Linked DNA regions of Homo sapiens: region 2 is linked to region 1. The links are chromatin loops, found by intact Hi-C in ENCODE. Cell type or tissue: breast epithelium. All regions are shown on one strand. Each heading gives the region's core, and the rest is flanking DNA. Links, peaks and the distances in the headings are about the cores only. Region 1 has its middle 34 kb from the start of ALOX5AP. Region 2 has its middle 36 kb from the start of LINC00545.

Region 1 (2,916 bases), core at 112-2,611:
CTCAAGTGATCCGCCCACCTCAGCCTCCCAAAGTGCTGGGATTACAGACGTGAGCCACCATTAACCATTTTTCTATCTCCTGTGGGAAAGGGCACAGTGAAAGAACAGATGAAGCTGAGACATACAAGTGAACTCCTCCCTCCTCTCCATTTAGACTAAAATAGGATTATTCATACTGAGATTCTCCCTGGTTGCAAAGAGATAATCTGTGCAACTGGGTTTTTACAATTATCCCTACCCTATGCTTTCCTCATCTGTCTTCCTCGTAGTCAGCTCAGGCTGCTATAACAAAACACCATAACTGGGGGCTTTTGAACAACAAAACTTTACTTCTCACAGTTCTAGAGGCTGGAAATCCAAGATCAAGTTTCTGGCAGATTCGGTGTCTAATGAGGTCCTGCTTTCCAGTTTATAGACAGTGCCTTATCGCTACCGCCTTACACAGTGGAAGGAGAGGACGAGAAGCTCCTTGGGCTTTTTTTTGTTTCTTTCTTTCTCTCTCTCTCTCTTTTTTTTTTTTTTAATAAGGTCACTATCTTAGTCCATTTTGTGTTGCTAAAAGGAACATCTGAGGTTGAGTAATTTATTTTATTTTAAAAAGTGGCCAGGCATGGAGGCTTATCCTGTAACCCTAATCCTTTAGGAGGCCAAAACAGCAGGATTGTTTGAGGCCAGGAGTTCAAGACCAGCCTAGGCAAGATAGTGAGACCCCATCTACCCCATCTCTACTAAAATTTTAAAAAATTAGCTGTGTGTTGTAAAGTGTGCTTGTAGTCCCGGCCACTTGAGAGGCTGAGGTGGGTGGAGTTCAAGGCTGCAGTGAGTTATGATTGAGCCACTGCACTCCAACCCGGGTAACGGGGCAAGACCTTGTCTCTATTTAAAAAAAAAAAATCTTTATGTGGCTCACTATTCTGGGTGGCTGGAAAGTTCAAGATTGGGCATCTGCATCTGGTGACAGCCTCATGTCGCTTCCAGTCATGGGGGAAGACGAAGGAGAGCTGGCACGTGCAGATATCACGTGTTGAGGGCAGAAGCGAGAGAGAGAGGGGAGAGATGCCAGGCTCTTTTTAACAACCAGCACTGGGGAAACTAATAGAGTGAGAGCTCACTGACTCCTGAGGGAGGACATTAATCTATTGATGAGCGACCTGCCTCCATGACCCAAACACCTCCAACGATACCCCACCTCCAACACTGCCACACTAGGGATTAACTTTCAACTTGAGATTTAGAGGGGGGAAACTTACAAACTATCGCAGGCACTAATACCACTCATGAGGGCTCCACCTTCATGACCTAATCACTTCCTAAAGGCCTTACCTCTTAATCTCATCACATTGAGGATTCGATTTCAACTTGAATTTTGGGGGGACACCAACATTCAGGCCATAGCATCATCTCAATAACTGTCCCATTGGTGGTCACTCAGGCCCCAAACAAAGGAACCTTCCTCCATTCCTTTCCGCCCTCCCACCCACAGTCAATCATCCCCAAGCTCCATCAGCTCCACCTTTAACGGCCAACCCACCTCTGCCACATCTCACCATCTCCACTGCTATCCCTGTCACCTGGGCCCACCATTCTCTCTCCTGGACAGTCTCCATAGCCACCTCTGTCAGATTTATTTTATTTTTTTATTTTTTTTTTTGAGACAGGTTCCTGCTCTGTTGCCCAGACTGGAGTGCCATGGCATGATCACATCTCACTGCGGCCTCCATCACCTGGGCTCAAGCAATCCTCCCATCTCAGCCTCCCAAGTAGCTGGGACTACTGGCACCACCATACCTGGCTAATTTTTTGTTGTTGTTGTTTAATTTTTAATACAGATGAAGCCTCACTATGTTGCCCAGGCTGCTCTTGAACTCCTGGGCTCAAGTGATCCTCCGGCCTTGGCCTCCCAAAGTGCTGGGATTACAGGCATGAGCCACCGTGCCCAGCCCATCAGATGTTAATGCTACACGCACTTGCTTAAAATCCCCCAGATAATTCTCGCTGCTCTTGGAATAATTCCCACACACCTTGGCGTGGCCATGCAGGCTCTGTGCCATCGGATATGTCCCTGCCCCCTCTCCCAACTCCTCCTTTCGCTTGCTCGTTCACTCAGTTCCAGCCACATTGCCCTGGGAGCTGCTCCCACCATGGGGCTTCCTAATGCACTGGTCTCTCTCATGCAGTGGGGCCTCTCCCTCCTTTTACTCAGTGTCTCCCAGCACCCACCTCCTCCAGAGCCTTCCCTGACCACCACACCTACACCTAGGCCCTTCCTCCTCCACGCTCCCTCCTCCACCCCGGCCTCCTACCCACGTGTCACTTCTTTATACTCGCTGCCACCTGAAATTAGATCATTTATTTACCCCTTTATTTGTTCAGTTTGCCTTGTCCGTTAGAATATAAGCTTCCAAAGGGCAGGAGCTTTGCCTATATTGTTAGGCCGGGCATACAATGAGCACTCAAAAAAATATTTGATGAGTGTATGAAAGAACAGACTGGGTTATGTAATTGTGCCTACTTACCTATATGACCGTGTGGTGGGGTTTATGGTGGGTGTGGTGGTGATGGCTATAGGGCTATAAGCAAATTTGGGACAGGGAGTCTAAGAAATGTTCTTAAATTTTAGTAAGCAAAGCATCCTCTACAGAACCTGTCTTAAAACATGAAAGTTCCTTAGTGCTACCCCCAGAGGTATGATTTGGTAGGTCAAGGATAGGGCCTGGAAATTCACATTCTTGTTAAGATGTTCTTCATCCGGGGTTTGTTGACCACCTTTTCAGAAGATTTTTGCTCTGTAGCTGTACTACCCAATGCAGTAGTTCGTAGTCAGTGTGGCTCCTGAGCCCTTGAAGTGTAGCTCCTCTGAACTGAGACGTGCTGTAAATGTAAATTGCACACCGGAGTTTGAAGAGTTAATACAAA
Region 2 (2,916 bases), core at 325-2,824, 78 kb after region 1:
CCAGCACTTTGGGAGGCCGAGGCAGGAGGATTGCTGAGGCCAGGAGTTTGAGACCAGCCTGGGCAACATAGGGAGACACTGTCTGTACAAAAAATTTAAAATGAAAAAAAGTAGCCAGGCACGATGGTGTGCGCCTGTAGTTCCAGCTACTCAGGAGGCTTGAGGCGGGAGGATCACTGTTACCCAGGAGTTCAAGAATGCAGTGAGCTATGGTTGTGACACTGCACTCCAGCCTGGGCAACAGGGCAAGATCCTGCCTCTAAACAAATTAAAAAAGAAGAAGAAGAAGAAGAGATAGTTTGTTACTCACAGTTCCTAAGAGAAGAAGGCACACCCTGCATGGGGTGCCACGTGGGGAAGCACTGGGTTGGGGGCAGAGGAAGAGGGAGGCAGGGTGGACAGGGCTGGGATTGGCTAGTTTGAACCCTTTCAGTGGGCTCTGGGGCGTAGGGACTGTCCCTAGCCGTCTGATCCCTGGCCCTAGGGTCATTAGGGGAGGTGGATAGTGGCTCAGAGCAGGAAAGCCAAATAGAGGAAGTGGTTTGGGTATGAACTCTGGATTGGTTTGTTTACATTTTAAAAGCATCCTCCTGCGTGAGTTGTTTACTATCTTCAGGAGTTGGCGGAACTGAATTTGACCAGCATGACTCTAGAGGTCAAAGCATCAGAAAATAAAGGATATAATGTCCTGCCACACTGTGTAACAGAGGCCCACACTGTGCGCCTAAGCCCCCAACAATGTTGAGAGGTTTAATGACTTTTTTTGTTTGTTTTGGAGACAGGGTCTCACTCTGTTGCCCAGGGTGGAGTGCAGTGGTGTGATCATAGCTCACTGCAACCTCAAACTCCTGGGCTCCAACGATTCCTCTGCCTCAGCCTCCTGAGTAGCTGGGAATACAGGCATGCGCCACTACGCCCAGCAAATTTTATTTTTTGTAAAGACGGGGTCTCATTTTGTTGCCTCAGCTAGTCTCAACTCCTGGCCTCAAGTGACCCTCCTGCCTCAGCCTCCCAAAGTGCTGTGATTATAGGCATGAGCTACTATGCCCGGCCTTAATGACATTTTTAAAAGCATTTGTAAATGATGTTGAAAGTTATTCCAACACACTTACCACATAACACATTTGTTAGTCATCTGCTCTTAGTGATACATGTAACAATAGGATGTATCCATTCTTTCCCACCTCCTGACACCACTACCAAATACCTTTCTTGGCCTCAATGACTCTAAATGAACTTAGTTTAGACCAAACATGGGAGAAGGAAGAAAAAGCTGAAGGTTTATAGTTTATATTTAATTCTAATTTCCCCTTCTGAGAAACATTGTATTTTCATTAGAGGCATGGGTTGCCTGGGACATATGGTTATCAGGCCGGATTTTTAGTTGTCTACAAAGTAACACAGACATTACCAAAAAAAGTTCTCATGCAGTTGAATGACTAGGGAAAGGACCACCTGGATGGATGAAGATGTTGGTCTCAGCTGTGCACTCTTGCTGCCAGATTGCAGGGCTTACCTATCTCCTGATACTGAGCAGTTTCCAAACTAGTCACACAGATACCTAAGTAGGTCAGGTGCTCACAGCATGACTACTAAGTAGCTGCTCACTCTGCAGGAGGACGGGGAAGGGCTGGTCTGCTGCTTGCCGCAATGTTTGCTGCGCACTCAAAAAGTGCTGGGCCCTTGACCCTGGATTCCTCTGCTGAGGTGCATCCCACTGAGTGTGTAGCCCTCATCTGGGCCTGTTGCGCCATGGGACTCGGGGCAGGACGCCTGCTGCAAAGATGCTAGCACTCTCTGAAGTAAGTGAGTGTGCTGTGAATAATAACATCTTTCGTCTCTGATCCAGGAGTGTCATGTCTTCTGTCAGAATCCATGACACTTGTTAGCTCACAGCTGGGGTAAAACCTTAAACCTTCCACAGGTCTTGACATAAGAATCCAGCTATTGCATTAAAATATAACTAGTATATATTATAAAGCAGCTGCCAGTCCATGGAACAGGGAGAACTTGTGCTTAGGTGAGAGAGACACCTGGCCATGAACACTAACGGCCGTTTTAAAAGGAGACAAGCTTCTACTTCATTTGGATCTTAGGCAGTGGGGCATTCACATAAGATGATTGCTGGTTCGAAGGAAAGAACCAAAAAAAAAAAAAAAGAGAAACTTTTAGCTTTTGTTATGATTATGTTCCCAGCAAATTGATGATTTGTTTGAAGAATGAAAACTCCTAGAAGGGGTCACTGGAAAGGAAAAACTTAAAATGATGATGATCTGTAGGGTGATTTTCCTGAGAGAAAAGCATACTTTGCACTAATGGCTATCTTCCCAGTGAATTCATTTTGAAGCCAAAGTGGATAATTCCCAGCAGCCAGCCTCCACCCCAGGGGATCTATCCCCCATTCATCCAGACAGCAATGTTGATGGGTGGACAGTGGGGCAGCCCAGAGCCGAGTCCTTCCCTCACCCTTCCTGCCTGAAGTCGCCATCCCTCCATCAGCAGAGAGTGTAGTCAACTTGTTAACCACAGAGCAGGACACGTACGACTCCTTATTTCCTTATGTCTCTTTTAAGCACAGCTCCATTGCACCCATGTTCAATTTTAGCCTCAGCGTCTGCCCTTAGCCACAAGTTCCCGGCATCTCTGTGGGAATTCATGATTGTGAGAGGAAGACAAGCCCCGTGTGAAGGGATGATTCACCCTCTCCCTTGAGAGTTTCAGTCTCAAAGCTGCCAGCAAATGGGTCTTGATGGAGACAAGTAGGAGACTGAGTATTTGGGTAGATGTCGTCATTTTAAATCTCTGCTGGGAGGAAAAAAAAAACAACGAAAAAAATCAAAACAAAAGCCCTGTCAAACCGCATTATAGCCCTTCTCTACGTAATAACTAGGAGGTCAGAGTTGCAAAATGCATAGA

Evidence for each region. Hi-C counts contacts between places; a loop is a spot of excess contacts. Peaks named below come from ENCODE experiments on the same cell type or tissue, not always from the same donor. Only the 100,000 strongest peaks of a DNase experiment are listed, where the experiment ranks them.
Region 2: it touches region 1 in a loop (16-fold over the local background); 1 of 110 quality-filtered maps calls a loop at or near these places.

The regions. Positions count from the first base shown.
Region 1 is chr13:30,767,734-30,770,649 of GRCh38, forward strand. No RefSeq gene overlaps it. Among named protein-coding and RNA genes, the nearest start is that of ALOX5AP, 34 kb to the left of the region's middle. In breast epithelium, for the core only: no CTCF peak of the experiment used is centred there; no DNase peak of the experiment used is centred there.
Region 2 is chr13:30,845,375-30,848,290 of GRCh38, forward strand. No RefSeq gene overlaps it. Among named protein-coding and RNA genes, the nearest start is that of LINC00545, 36 kb to the right of the region's middle. RefSeq lists enhancers at 2,519-2,578, 2,689-2,778. In breast epithelium, for the core only: no CTCF peak of the experiment used is centred there; no DNase peak of the experiment used is centred there; H3K27ac peaks cover 746 bases.